Regions from separate parts of the Homo sapiens genome. Here regions 2 and 3 are each linked to region 1. Evidence: read pairs that join two places in POLR2A ChIA-PET (ENCODE). Cell type or tissue: K562. All regions are shown on one strand.

Region 1 (5,000 bases):
CGCCTGTGTAACTTTCAGTACCAGCCTGTTTGCTTTCTTGAGATAATTAGCTACAACGGCCACTTTAAAACAATGGTCTTCTTATTTTGTTTTTTGTTTTCACCCTAAACTTTATAAAGTCAGAAATCGTAAGTCCTTGAGCATCCACAGCCACTCAAGGACGAACCTTTGCTGAATGCCTCAAGCAGAGAGGGGGAGGCTGAGTCTCTGTTTCGAAGGTGAAAACACAACGGTTTTTATCAGCCCTGTTTTATGCGACAATCCCAGGTCGAATCTGGATCAATGCAATGACTTCCTTTGCATGGACCTATGTTTTGTTCGTGCATTCATCTGTGCAGCTGGGAACCCGCAGCTCTGTTCACTGGCATGGGGATGCCTCGGGGAATGGCAGGGCAGAGCCACAAAAAGCCAGCCTCACCACGCGGCCTGTTGCTCTTAGCCACCATGCCCATCATAGCCTGTGGCAGGAGATGTTGGGGTCCCCCCCCCCGACCCCTTTCAGGAAAACAGAGTTTGTGGAGGCGGAGTACTTCCCAGGCCTGACTGATAAAACAATTCAAAAGACTCAAAGAGATTCCTCGCCTGTCCCGTCCCTTGAAGGGCCTTGAACACGGGGTCCTTCCGCTTGGCTCCTAGCCCGTCCCTCTCCCCTTACCAGGAAAGGATCCTCCCCATCTCTGCAGAAGCCTGACCATCCCCCTAGAGGGCCTGGGAGGAAGTGGGTTTTGCATACAGTCCCTGTTGACTCTAGTGCCCCCTGCTGGCCCCAGACGCGAGTTCCGGCGAGGCTTCAGGGTACAGCTCCCCCGCAGCCAGAAGCCGGGCCTGCAGCGCCTCAGCACCGCTCCGGGACACCCCACCCGCTTCCCAGGCGTGACCTGTCAACAGGTCTGTATTGGCGACAAAAGGAGCAGCCCTGAATGTAGGGAAAGCAGGGCGGAGTCCTCTGCAGGCTCGGGGGAGGGGAGGGGCGTGAATGCGTGGATTTCTGTGGAGAGTGGAAACACGGGGAGTCGAGGGGAGCATGCGCGGGCCTCAGAAAGTTCTGGGAAACCGACTCCCGGGAGCAGGGAGGAACGCGCGCTCCAGAGAGTAAGTTAATTGAATCCCGGGGGGTGGTCTCTTCAGCCCGGGGGGTTACAGAAGTAGGTAAATCCAGAGATTACCCAGCCAAGGCCAGGGGCATCTTTTCTAGACTTGCGGGGCGGGGTGGGGCGAGAACTTGAGCTCAGGGGACCCTGGAACCGGCCCCTGCACCCCGCATCCCACTGAAGAAAAGGGAGGTCGCCAGAAGCACAGACCCAGGACAGAGTCCAGACTTGGACGTCTCCGTGATCCCAGAACACCCCGTCCCACACTCCCAGTCAGCCCCCCGCCTCCCCACTGCCTCTCCATTCGCCCACCGCACCCCCTTTTTCCACCCTGCCCCCACCCTACTGTCTGGTGGGAAAGGCCGCAGCCATCACGTATTCACCCATCCCCACCCCTCACCCCCCACCTTCTGACTTTCTTTCCACATCCCCACCCCCTCCCCCACTCTCTGCCTCTTTTCCCTCCCCCTCCCCAACCCTTTGTTTTTCTTACACATCCCCACCCCTCCCCCAACCTCTGTCTTCTCTCATCCCCACCCCCACCCTGTTTCCCTTCCCCCATTCCCGCCCTGGCCCGCCTTCTGTCTCCCTTCCCCCATCCCCACCCCTCCCCCCCTTCTGTCTCCCTTCCCCCATCCCCACCCCTCCCCCGCCTTGTCTACCTTCCGCCATCCTCACCCCTCCCCCACCCTGTCTCCCTTCCCCCACCCCACCCCTCCCCCACCCTCTGTCTCCGTTCCTAATCCCCACGCCTCCACCACTCTTTGTTTCCCTTCCCCCATCCCGACCCCCCACCCCACCCTGTGTTCCTTCCTCCATCCCCCCCCACTGTCTTTCTTCTCGGTTCCCCACCCTGTCTCCCTTCCCGCATGCCCACCCCTCCCCCACCCTGTCTCCCTTCCCCCATGCCCACCCCTCCCCCACCCTGTCTCCCTTTCCCCATGCCCACCCCTCCCCCACCCTGTCTTCCTTCCCCCATGCCCACCCCTCCCCCACCCTGTCTTCCTTCCCCCATTCCTAACCCTCCTCCCGCCCCCCCTTCCCCACCCCCATCTCCCCTCCTTCCCCACCCCCATCTCCTCCCCACCCCCAGCCTCCTCTGCTCTCCAACTTCCTCTCCCCTTTTCCCCTCCTCCTGCTCCCTTCTCCTCTGCTCCTCCCCCCACTGCCCCTCCCCCACTGCCCCTCCTCCTCCCAGTCTTTGAAAACAAGCCCCTCTCGACTCTCTGGGCGACCTCACTGGATCTCGTGAGATTTTGCCCTGGAAGGACTGAGAAACGGGGATTGGTCAGACCAGGCTGCCCAGCCCCCCGGTCCCCACCGCCGCCCCCCCCGCCCCACGCAGCGGCTAGGGCGCTTAGCTGAGCCATTGTCTCGTTCTTTCCTTCCAGCAACTTCGCGGTGTGGTGAACTCTCTGAGGAAAAACGTAAGTTCGAGCCCTGATTCCTCCGCTTCCCCGCAGGGTGACCTTGGGCTTGTGCCCCCAGCACCACCCCTGTCCCGGGTCCCTGTTTTCTCTCTGGAAATGGGTTGAAGACCAAAGAAAATAATGTGCGCCACTTGGGTCACCCCGGGCCGCCTGCCCCGGAAAATTGGCCCCAGTTGAGGAGTTGTGGCTGTAAGGATGCCTTGAACCGAGGCGGCGGTGCTCGTGGTTGGAGCTCTCCAGGGTGGGTGCGCATTTGTAATGCGGTGGATGCTCTGGGACTCGGCCCCTCTGAAGGTGCTGGGGGTTGGGGACGGCCCAGGCAGTGGCGTAGGCGTCCTAGGAAGGCGGGAGCAGAGGCAGAAATGTCGCTGCAAGACCGTAGTCAGGGTCCTTGACCACAGGGGTCACTTGTGACCAACCACATGGTCTGTTGTTCCTCCTGCCCCCTGGTTCAGCCCAGGAAACACTGGTGCTCAGGTTTGGAGCCAGAGATTTGCACTGAAAGGGCGGGATTGAGTCGCCAGTTGTCAGTTTCCTCAGCAGTATTTGCGGAGGTTTTCACAGGAGGCCGTTGCTTCGTAAATATTATACATGTATTCTTCTTTTTGGAGCATTTTGATTATTACTCTCAGACGTGCGTGGCAACAAGTGACTGAGACCTAGAAATCCAAGCGTTGGAGGTCCTGAGGCCAGCCTAAGTCGCTTCAAAATGGAACGAAGGCGTTTGTGGGTAAGAAGGTCCCCTGAGCTGTCTGAGGTGCTCAGAGAAGCCCTGTTCCCCTCTGTCCTTGTCACTCGAGCCAGATGGGAGCTGCATCCTGAGGTCCCTCACAGTAGACGAAGAGGCAGGAGCCGCTTTTATTGTTTCTGGTCATTTCCACAAAAGAGCATTTCACTTCCCGTGCTGTCTTTGTATGAGAGTCAACCCTAGGGTCGGGCACGGTGGCTCATGCCTGTAATCCCAGCACTTTGGGAGGCTGAGGCGGGCGGATCACCAGGTCAGGAGATTGAGACCATTCCTGGCTAACACTGTGAAACCCCGCGTCTACTAAAAGTACAGAAAGTTAGCCGGGCGTGGTGGCATGCACCTGTAGTCCCAGCTACTCAAGTGGCTGAGGCAGGAGAATCGCTTGAACCCAGGAGGCGAAGGTTGCAGTAAGCCAAGATCATGCCACTGCACTCCAGCCTGGCGACAGAGCGAGACTCCGTCTCCAAAAATAAAAATTAACCCTAGGCCAGGCATGGTGGCTCATGCATGTAATCCCAATCCCAGTACCATGGGAGGCCGAGGTGGGCAGATCACCTGAGGTCAGGAGTTCGAGACTAGCCTGGCCAAAATGGTGAAATCCTGTCTTTACTAAAAATAGAAAAAAAATTAGCTGGGCGTGGTGGCCCACATCTGTAGTCCCAGCTACTTGGGAGGCTGAGACAGGAGCAGGAGAATCGCTTGAACCCAGGAGGTGGAGGTTGCAGTGAGCCAAGATGGTGCCAGTGCACTCTAGCCTGGGCAACAAGAGTGAAACTCCTCCTCCAAAAAAAAAAAAAAAATCTTAATGCATTGTGGACCTTATTGCCAAAGCCACGATTACATTCAGAACCTTTCCCCGGGGTAATCAGACGCAAAAGCCCACACTTCCAGTGGTGTCAGAGAGTATGAGCTCCAGGAGGCTTTGATCTCACTGCCCCATGGGCTTGGGCCATTAGGGGTAAGTGTCGGTCCTGGGAAGTGAGCAACAAGATTGCACTGCCTCATCCTTGGGTGCCACCTGGGGAGATCAGGGAGAACATGCAACCTGGGTTGAAGCCGGGAGACTTGTGCTGGAACTAAAGGCTCAAGGACGGCACAGTGCGTTGGACTGTGGGACCGTGCTCGGGTGCTGTTGGTATCCACAAGCCTGTAATCCCAGCACTTTGGGAGGCTGAAATGGGTGGATCACTTGAGCCCAGGAGTTCAAGACCAGTCTGGGAAACATAGTAAGACCCTGTCTCTAAAAAAGAAAAAGAGGCTGGGCATGGTGGCTCACTCTTGTAATCTCAACACTTTGGGAGGCCTAGACAGGCAGATCACTTGAGGTCAGGAGTTTGAGACCAGCCTGGCCAACATGGTGAAACCCCATCTCTACTAAAAATACAAAAATATAGCCGTGTGTGGGGGCGTGTGCTTGTAATCCTAGCTACTTGGGAGGCTGAGGCAGGAGAATCGTTTGAACCCAGGAGGCAGAGGTTGCAGTGAGCCAAGATTGCGCCACTGCACTCCAAAAAAAACACCTGAAGGACCTGGTGCAGATACTTCGGGGGTCCCCACTGGGATTCTATGACTAGAGAGGAGGGTGCAGACCACCCACCTGATGAGCTCAGAGGCCACTCTGGCCTGTGCAGCCCACAAGGACCATAAGAACCAGTAGACAGGACATGCAGAAATATCTCCCCAATTCATGTCTGGACCCTAGGAGTCATGCTGGGCCCCAGTCTTTTCACT
Region 2 (5,000 bases), 140 kb before region 1:
GGCCCCAAAACACCATAAATTCTGATTATAGCAGCCTTAAATCCACTCCTGCTCCACCCTCTGCAGAGCCAACCTGGACAGCTGGAAAAAAGGATGGCCTGGAGGTCTCAGATCCAGTAGAACTTGGCCAGACCTGCTCATTGCTTGGTCCACAGTCTTCCTGGTGCTGGAGGAAGAACACAACACAGATGAAAAAGGAGTTTGTGTCTCACTTCCCCATCTGCCTGTGTCACTGAGGGATTGTCCTCATCCCCAGACAAACAGTAATAGTCAGCCTCGTCTTCGGTCAGGACCCTGCTGATGGTCAGGGTGGTCGTGTTCCCTGAGGTGGACCCAGAGAATCGTTCAGGGATTCCAGGGTACCGCTCACTATCTTCGTATATCACCAACTCAGGGGCCTGGCCTGGCTTCTGCTGGTACCAGTCAGCATAATTTTCCCCCAGTACATCTCCAGAGCAGGTGATCCTGGCTGTCTGTCCTGGGGACACTGACACCGAGGGTAGCTGTGTCAGCTCATAGGAGGCAACAGAGCCTGCAAGAGAGGACAAGAGAGGGGGCTTGAAGATAACAAACCCATTCCAGTAGTATCGCCCTGAGGCTATGCCTGGGCTGAGCTCAGGGTTCAGGGTAAGACCAGGGGCTTAGGAGGGCTGAGCCTGGGGCAGGGTCTGGGGGCAGCACCTGTGTAGAGGTTGAGGAGTGGGAGCAGGAGTGTGGCCCATGCCATGGTGAGACACCCACAGCTCTGCCTCCTGAGCCCACAGCACAGCTGGGCTTCCCAGGCCTCTCTTATTTCCTCTCAGGCCCACTGGGGCAGTGCATCCTTGGTGTTTATGCAAATTTACTTCTCTGGGACTCCTCATGGCGGGATATCCCTCAAGCCAGCTCTGGGGGCAGCATGAGAAACTTAAAATGAAGGGGTGAATCCCCAGCTTCCTTCGTCTGCTTCTCCAGTCAGAAAATCAGCCTTGGCCTCCAAGGCCTGTGATCACAGTCACCGTCCTGGGGATTGACAACATGGTCCCTGTCTCAAACCTCTGTGTCATGTGGCCTGTCCTGGGCTGCATTGAGCAGGACTATGGACCTTCCAGGAGCCTGGCCTGGGGCTGAGCTGGGCCCTGTTGAGAAATCACTGATGACGCCTGACTCAGCAGCAAGTACACCAAAGATGCATCATCTTTCTCCTCTTTCATCCCTGCTCCGGATACCCCCGAGTCACTTGGCCCCATCCTGGTAATGTTATGTACATGATGTACTGTGTCTGTAGGACACTTATGAATCATTGCAGTTGGAAGAGTTTTGTCATTTGAGCAACCACACATATTTCGGATGCATCCCAATCTCTAGTCTCATTTGACATGTGGTGCTGCTCTTTCCATGGTATCCCCCAGCCCCACAGTAGACCAGCAATTGCCATCCTCAACTCTTCCTTTATTTATTCACTTTTTCTCATCAACGTTTTACGTAAACTTGCGAAAAGAACCAGAGAATCACACTGGACTGAAAATCTAACTTTAGGCTGCTTGGTCTTTCTGAGGGTCCCCAGGTCATGGTCTCCACACAAGACATGAGCTCCAGAGAGCATGTGGTCAGTAGTCCCTCCAGCCATGCAGATCCTGCCACTGATCAAAGGACAGCCCCGTGGTGAGAGCTGTGGCCTGAGGCAGGTGAGAAGCCCTGTTCCTCTGGACAGCATCTCCTGAAGGAGGCTGGTGATGCCTCATGCAGGGACCAGGGCCCCAAAATGCTTCACGCCACCCACCTGAATCTCCCCTGAGCACAGGAGCTGCGTCCTGAGTCAGAGTCCACCTGGAGCTGGAAGGAAAGGCAGAGGCAGGAGGGGTCGGGTGTATCTGGAAGTGCCCACGATAGAGGGCTCAGCTCCCCAGGACACTGCTGGACAGGGAGGGACAAGGCCCTGAGAGTGGCAGGAGGCTCAGGCCGCCATCCTGGGTGAAGAACCTGGGCCCTGGGAGCCCTGTCACCTCACATTGTGCCCCTCCTAGAGCACCTCGGCCTCAGGACTTCTCCCAGGGAATCCCCTTCCTAAGGAAGCTGCCCAAGCTGACACCTGGGCCCAGCCTCTTCTAGTTGCATTTCCCAGGTGAGGCCTTCACTGTGCCGGGCTTCTGTCGGTGTCCTTGGGTGACACTGTATGAATCTGACCCTCAGAACGTGGTCACTGCAGCCCGAGGGGATAGGATGAACTGTCTTCATTTTCAGTCTGAAGACTGACTCTTGGACACCTGTTGAACCCCAGGCTGGCCTTCCTCTTCGCCCCAGCTGGGCAGCCCCAGCCTCTCTCCTCACTGCTCCTGGCTGCAGCTCTGCTGCCCCCAACTGGTGGAGGAGACTCAGCCCAGGAGCTTTCTTCTTCCAGGTGACCCCACAGCACCTGTCACCTCAGAAGTTGAGGACCAGAGAGTCCAGCCCCATTCTGTGCCAGTGTGACCCAATCTGCCCTGCCCAGCCCAGCACAGAGAGGTAACACACGCAGTTCAGTGGGGTGGGGCAGGTGCAATTGCTATAGAAGTGTCTCAGGGTTGAAATGCCCTCCTCTAATGGTTTTGTTCAGTCAGGTCTAATTAGAGTGAGTCAACTGAAGCTCTTCTGCAACACTTTCAAAGTCCAGAGAGATGTGCATGCCATCCTACAGGGACCCAGGCTTTCTATGCACTTAGGAAGCAAACTGGTGCACCTCCCACCCAGTAAGAGCAGCTATGATTCACTGCAATCACCAGGTTTCTGGTTCTGCAGCTTAGTTGTGAGCTAACATCACCATCATAGGCACATTAATTTCATGTTTATCTTTATTTCATTCCACACCTCTCAGAGCTTGTGCCAGGAGGATTTCTACCCTAGCCTTGTCTGTCTTGCTGATGAAACTAGGACTCTCCTGCTTATACTCAGCTGGAGATCACTGTTCCCATCATACAGAAAGCAAGCCCTTTTGAGTCCCTTTCTTGGAATCTCTGCAGAGGAAAGACAAGAAGTTCCATGTCTGAAGCCCATTGGAGCCCATTAAATGACATCCCCTTAGAAGGCTTTAATTCACATGACTTTATTGTTTCTGTCTTTTAATTTTGAATGAAGAAAAGAGCTTCCTCAGTTCAGTATAAGCCTCCTCACTTCACAGCAGGTAACACTGAGGCCAAAAGAGACTAAGTGGCTCAGGGGAACAGAAAGCAGTGGGGGCAAGTCCAGGAGCTGATCCAGGTGTCCTGAGTTCTGAGCCTGGGCCCTTTTGGGTGGAGATTAACCAGGGTGGGGAAGGAGTGGGCATGAGGGCCAGGCAGGCAGCAGGGCTGTGTCCTGTGGACACACTGCCATCCCCCATCATGGCCTGCCCATCCTGAGAAGCCCATTTCAGCCTACAGAAAGTTGGGGCTGTACCCCAGGCTGGAGCTGGAGAATCTGTGGGATTGGGGCCTGCTTTGGATGCAGGGCCTGGCCTGGCTCCTGCTGGTTCTCTCTGCACTGTTGCCTGCTCCACTGTCTCCTGAGCAGGTGGGGGACAGGTGTCTTATGGCCAACAGGTGTCTCATGACCTCACACCTCAGGTTAAAGAGACGTTGGCGCTCATTCTCAGGATCCCATCTCCTGAAGCATCACTTGGGCTGAGCTCAGGGTCAGGAATAGGCTTAGAGTCCTGTGGGGGCTTAACCTGGGGCAGCATCTGTGGAAAGAGTGAGGAGAGGTAGCAGGTGATGGACCAAGGCCAGGGGGAAACATCCAGGAGCTTTGTCTCTGGAACCCATAGCTGAGCCTGGCTCCCCTCATATTCCCAAAAGTTCCCATGAAAATGCTCCCTTCATCGTGCTGGACTGCAGAGAACTTGGCAGGCTTCAGTGTAGGCTTCGTGGATTTGGTTCATGTGGAATTATTCTCTCCTCATATCTCACATGGAAGTGATTGTCGGTGCTTATTTGAACAATCTTGAAGGAAAGACAGGAATCCCAACAGCCCCAGTGTCAGGACACAAGCCAGGAATCTCAGGAGGGTTTTGGTCTTACTTCCTCATCACTTGGGATGTGTGGGACAGCAATAGTGATCAGTGTCACTGCTGGGATCCCAGGGAGTCTCAAAGAAGCTCACTGGCCAGACTTGGAGCCTGAGAATGAGTCTTATGTCTCTTAGTTTTAATTTTTGACCCCACACCTCAGCTGTGTGGGGCTCTACTTTATTTCTGGTGGAACCAGGAGACACAATTTTTACCCTCAATGTTGCTGCTGATTCAGCAAAGCTGATGATGACCGACTGCCAGGTGCCCATAAGGTGGAGGGAGACTAAGTCAGAGCAGTCAGGACCCTAGTCCTGAGGGGAGGGACAAATGTGGAGATGAGCAAGTGTGTGGCCAAACCTCAGGGTGCTATGGCTTTGATCTTTGTCACCTCCAAATCTTATGTTGAAATTGGATCCCCAGTATTGGAGGTGGGAACTAATGGGAGCTTTTAGGGTGATGGGAGTGGATCTCTCATGAATAGATTAATGCCCTCACTTGGGGTGAGTGAATTCCCCTGTTTCCGAAAGAGCTGGTTATTAAAAAGAGCCTGGCATCTTTGTCTTCTCTCTTGCTTCCTCTCCCCCATTGACATCTGCACACACTGGCTCCCCTTCACCTTTCACCATGACAGGAAGCAGCCTGAGGTCTTCAACAAGAGCAGATGCCACATTTTGAACTCTGCAGCCATTGGAACTGTCTGCCAAATAAAACTTTTATTTTCTGTATAAATTACCCAGCCTTGGGTACTTCTTTATAGTAACAGAAAAGGATCTAAGACACAAGGGGAGGAGTGAGAAGTGACCTGTGCTTCTAGAATATGCTCTCCTTGTGTGAGTCTCACCCGTGGCTTGAGTGAGGTGGGTGAATAAGAGTTCAGCCACTCAAAGTGTGGTCCTGGGAGGACCAGCAGCAGCAGCCTCACCTGGGAGTTGCCAGACACAGAGAATTTGGGGCCACATCCAGAACTGCTGAGGCTGCATCTGCATCTTAACCGATC
Region 3 (5,000 bases), 660 kb before region 1:
GAGTCCAGCTTTCTACCCCCGCTTAGATCTGGGCAAGACTTGCGACACACTGTACCAACAGAATCCGGTGGAAGTTCAGCTGAGAAGTTCCATAGCCCAGGCCTCAGGAAGCCCTGCAGCATCCACCTTTGCTCTTGGAACCTAGCCTCCATGAGAAGCAACTCAGGCTTCACTGCAGAACAATGACGGACCACAAGGAGAGAGAGGTCTCAGCCTTCCGGTGTCCCTACCAAGTCCTTAGCTACAACGGTTAGGCCACCTCGGATGCCAGCGGCAGTCAAACCACAAACTGAATACAGTCACATGACCAAGCCTGTGTGACAGCAGAACCACCTCATACCAAGCCAGATGGCACTGCGATTAAATCGCATTGTTTTAAGCCTCTAAACTTTGGGATGGTTTGTTACCGAACAAGAGATGACTGATACAAATCATCACACTTTGGGCATCTCACTTTTTCCACTTATGACAATGTTCCACGTTGCTAATTCATTTTCATCCTTACCATCGGATGATGACAGAATCGTCTACCAAGCTAATGGAACCCCTTTTGTATTACAGGATGCTCAGTTTGTTTCCAGCTTTCCACTGTTATGAATACAATGAATAATTTCACATAATACTACCATAAAAGAAAAGGGGGAAGCAATTTTCCTTAGGAAAATGCCCTAGGGTGGAATTACTGCGTCTGAGGTTATAAACATGGTGATGCCTCTTGAACAATGTAAGCGCAGAATTCAAAGTGAAAGACATCCTTGTAGCATGATTTTAAAAGGAGGCAGTGAGTACACTTGGTTTTGCAGAAACACAGACATTCATGTTCTGAAGCCAGGCCCCACAAAAATCGGTGGTGTTGCCAACGCTTATCAGAGCCACTCAGACTGGACCAAAGCGGAAAGAACTCGGAGCACCTATCCATAAAACGTGCCCACAGCTTCCTCCGAAACACTCAAGGGAAACAGAAGGTTACATATAAGACATTTCTCAGTTAGACTTGGTAATTACCAGCTCAGCCAGATTTCCTAAACATGGCAAAATTAAAGGGAACGTGGTAATTCTAGAAAATGACCCATGTTTACAGGAAAGGGGAAATTCCTGGAGTCTCAGTCACCATCTAACTCCTGGATTAACTGGTCCCCTATCCCTTGTACACATGCCCATCCCCTGAAGGCAGGCTCTAACTTCAGTTCCTGAGCTGCTGAGTGGGGGTGCAGAACCACTGTCCCAACCCACGAAGAAGGCCCCACTAGACCTTCCACTTAGTTCCACTTAGGAGGCAGTGTCATAACTAAGCGGGGTCCCTGTCCTACCGCCACTCTGCCTTCATCACTGACTGTTCCAAGGACAACAAGCCACCAGGTTTGTGCCTGTCCCCATCAGCAGATGGAATTACACTGTAACACTTCCCATCTTCCCTGAACCATATCTGAGGCTCACCACTTCCCAGAAATGGCTGGCTCAAGCTCCCTTGGCAGAGAAGGTGGCAGAAAACAGGTATGGGGCTTGCAGCCAGAAACCCTCCTTTCTAAGAATTCCCGCCCTCTTTATCAAGTAACCTGCTACATTCCAGAAAGCTGTGATCATGGTAGTTACTCAAGAGAACCGGGAAGGTTCTCCCCTCTCCCATTAATGAGCAGATGGCTGAGTGGTACCTGGGGCACATGTGCAAGACAGACCTGTTTGCAAGGGGTCAAGAGTAAAAGCATGTATACCCGTGTTCACAGCAGCATGCTTTACAAAAGGCAGAAACAAGCCAGGTGTCCATCCACCAATGGATGCATAAGCAAAATGCGGTGCAGACATATAATGGAATATTATTCAGCCTTAAAAAGGAAGAAAATTCTAATACATGCCAAGGCAAGGATGAAACTTGAGGACATTATGTTAAGTGAAATAAACCAGATGCAAATGGACAAACGCTGTAGGACTCCACTCATATGAGGTCTCTAGAGTAGTCAAATTCATAGACATAGAGTAGGATGGTGGTGGCCAGGGGCTGAGGGAGGAGGGAGTAGAGAGTTGTTTACTGGCTATAAATGGGTACAGACCTTCAGTCTGGGGAAGATGAAAAAGTTCTGGAGATGGATAGTGGTGATGGTTGCCCAACACCATCAATGTAGTTAATGTCATGCATCGATCGTATGCTTAAAAATGGCTGAAGTGGTAAATTTTACATTATGTATAGTTCATCATAATTTAAAAAGAAAAAGTAAAAACAAAGCCCAGCCTACTTTGACCCCTTCCAAATGCAGGTTTGGACAATGCACGCTCACAAACGCCGACTCTGTTTCTCTGCTCTGAGAAGGAAATGGTGCCAGGTTCCCTGCCTAGCCAACTCCACCTAAAAGAAGACATGGACAACACAGGGAGCCGATCCCCACAGAGCATCCTCACAGCTTCCCCGTCCCTACCCTGGGAGGGCACACGAAGCACGAAATAATCCGCCTGAGCAGAGAGACAGTCCGAAGGAAATGCAGGTCCTCCTGGCCATGGCACAGGCCACAGAGGTGGAAGGCTGGGGCTGCCAAGAGCAGCACCTCCCAAGCCAGGTCCTCAGAGCCCAGGTTGGGTGGGGAGGCTGAGCTGGGCAGCCTTCAGGACCTGTGGCTCCTCTTTCATCTTTTTCATATACTGGGGGGTCATCTGAAATACCATTGGCAAAGAAGGGATCTATCCCTAAAATAAAACCATTTGAAAACAATTATTGCTGAGAAATGAACACTCCGGGCCTTTCCAACTCTGATGGAAAAAGACAGCTTCCCATCTCCCACTTTAACCCTCACAAAAAAAAAAAAACAAACCAAACATCCAGCCAGCTGATAAAGCAGCCAACATCCTCTCCCGCTATCTGTCATAACAGCAACTACGATAACAACAATAAAATGAGAATAACAAATGTTATTAAGCACTCAGGGCATGCCAGCAGCCACGCTAGGTGCTTTTTTTTGCACACCTCATCTCTAATCTTCACAGCAAGTTCCTGAGTCAACGACTAGTGGGATTTCTATTTCACAGATGAGGAAACTTACTGTATTTTACCCATTATCAGGCATGCATTTTCCCCAAATTTCAACATAATTCAAAGTGGAATCTCGCATCTCTGCCTCTCGCAATGATAACTGGGAGTACTGTCTTCCTCCTCCTTCTTCTTCTTTTTTTTTTTTTTTAAGAGACAGGGGTCTTGCTCTGTTGCCCAGGCTGAAGTACAGTGGTGCAATCATAGCTCACTATAGCCTTGAACTCCTGGGTCATTCAGGCGATTCTCCTGCCTCAGCCTCCTGAGTAGCTAGGACTACAGGCATGCACCACCACGCCCCAGCAATTAATATTTTTACGTTTTTTTGGAGAGACGAGCTCTCACTTTCTTGCCCAGGCTGGTCTCAAACTTCTGGCTTCAAGCAATCTTCCCACCTTGGCCTCCCAAAGAGCTGGGATTACAGGCGTGAGCCACCACGCTCAGCCTGCTGCCTCCTTCTTAGTGGCACATCCACTCACGGTGTGCCTTACCCTAGAGGGGATCTCAAAGTGAATGACATGCTCAGTGCACAGGCTGGGACCTGGCTCAGCGTCCCTCCGGAATTTGAGCCCATAGCTGCTGTGCCTGACCATCCATTAAGGGAACGACTCTCCACACCTCTCAGCCCAGCCCGACTCCTGCACGGAGGCTCACTCAGGGCCCCCAGGACTCAGGAGCACAAGTCAGCAACGCTGCCATCCCACAGCCTGGCCAGTGCCTACCCTGGCAGGCAGAGCCTTGGATGTACCCAACCAAGGACAGCCAAGCTCAGGGCCATGATTGTCTGTGGAGAGATGGCTGCAGGGGTCAGCCACATCCTCTCCGGGAAGGCTTTCCTGAGAGCCAGACAAGCAAGGAGACAGTCAGGTGAATGAGCCCAAGCGTCAGAACAAAACTAGACAAGGGAGGTTCTTGTGGTACGTCCCCAGGAGCAGCACTCCGTGAGGAAGCCCGAAAGCCTCCCAAATTAGAGAGAATGCCCATCTGATTGCCAGTCCTTGTCCTTTTTGAGGCCGGCAGCCTCCCAGGAATCAAGTTAAAGCTGCCGTCCCTCACATTGCCAAGTTTTCTGCAGACAAGACACTGATTTATGACCAAGTAATTCATATTCTGGTCTGGGCAATATTCAGAACAGGGTGTGCAGCTTGCAGCTGCCACATCTCTTGCCCAGAGAGCAGGTGCATCTATGTTCCTCTTCAGTGAGAAAACAAACCAACGGACAGAGTCATAAATGCCCTCTCCATCAGAATTGGAGTGAGCAGCCCATGGAAGCTGTGTGTGTTGAGAGACACAGCAACGCTCTGGGGTAGGCACAATCCATAAGCCAAGTCCACATGCTCATTCCAAAAGGCCCCTGTGTCCCCAGAGCAAGCACTGCACTTCTGCTGGAGATGCTGGCGGCCCTGCAACAGAGGAGGCTGCCCCAGGCCCCACAGAGCCCAGTGGGGGCTTACTTCAGGCCTTACTCCACTGCTGGGATTTTCTGCACCTATGCAGCAACAACTCCATCAAGCTTCCCAGAAGCCAGTGTACTCCCTGTTAAGGCCCTGGGGTCCTGAGCAATGGGTGTCTCTATAGACTCCAAATACCACAGCAGTTCCCAGGGGCACCTGTCAGCAGTTTCAGATCCAAGGACTATGGACAGTGAAGGGATCCCACTTTGACCACAGCCCATCCTTCAGGGTCCCCTCCTGTACAAACCCAGTGTGTCTGCCAATCCCAATCGCAGCCAATCCTACCACAGCTCAGATTCCGGGCTGTAGGGGTCCATGTGGCTCGATGGCTTCTCTCCTCTCTCCAGCCCGCTTCCCAGGGTCTGGCCACTCCAGCAGCAAAGATAACAAAGAAGAAACCAGCAACGGAAAGAGGAGAAGCTCATGGGAAAGCAGCAGTCCCCTTGCAGAGGTCAGAGAGTGCAGTTTCCCATCCACCTGCCACTTCAGACCCTTATGGGAGGCTGAGGGTAGGGCTGGCAGGACCCTGG

The links. Peaks named below come from ENCODE experiments on the same cell type or tissue, not always from the same donor. Only the 100,000 strongest peaks of a DNase experiment are listed, where the experiment ranks them.
Region 2: POLR2A ChIA-PET joins it to region 1 with 6 read pairs; 1 of 35 experiments calls an interaction of 5 or more read pairs at or near these places.
Region 3: POLR2A ChIA-PET joins it to region 1 with 5 read pairs; 2 of 35 experiments call an interaction of 5 or more read pairs at or near these places.

The regions. Positions count from the first base shown.
Region 1 is chr22:22,555,063-22,560,062 of GRCh38, reverse strand. It overlaps PRAME (PRAME nuclear receptor transcriptional regulator), which reads left to right and starts at 798. Exons shown (of 6, transcript NM_206956.3): 1 at 798-1,092; 2 at 2,483-2,518; 3 at 3,154-3,251. The coding sequence starts at 3,231. LL22NC03-63E9.3 (a long non-coding RNA gene) reads right to left here and starts at 720. Exons shown (of 3, transcript NR_027426.2): 1 at 656-720. It also overlaps IGL. RefSeq lists an enhancer at 587-881. In K562, no CTCF peak of the experiment used is centred here; DNase peaks (open chromatin) are centred at 782, 1,682, 1,862, 2,332 and 1 weaker place; H3K4me3 peaks cover 3,949 bases.
Region 2 is chr22:22,700,056-22,705,055 of GRCh38, reverse strand. All of the region lies in intron 2 of LL22NC03-102D1.18 (a long non-coding RNA gene), which reads left to right. It also overlaps IGL, the pseudogene IGLVVI-22-1 and IGLV3-22. Among named protein-coding and RNA genes, the nearest start is that of LL22NC03-102D1.18, 9.0 kb to the left of the region's middle. In K562, a CTCF peak has its summit at 2,344 (motif pointing left); a DNase peak (open chromatin) is centred at 2,285; H3K27me3 peaks cover 2,497 bases.
Region 3 is chr22:23,212,003-23,217,002 of GRCh38, reverse strand. All of the region lies in intron 1 of BCR (BCR activator of RhoGEF and GTPase), which reads right to left. Among named protein-coding and RNA genes, the nearest start is that of BCR, 34 kb to the right of the region's middle. In K562, no CTCF peak of the experiment used is centred here; DNase peaks (open chromatin) are centred at 1,102, 1,578, 2,482, 2,917 and 4 weaker places.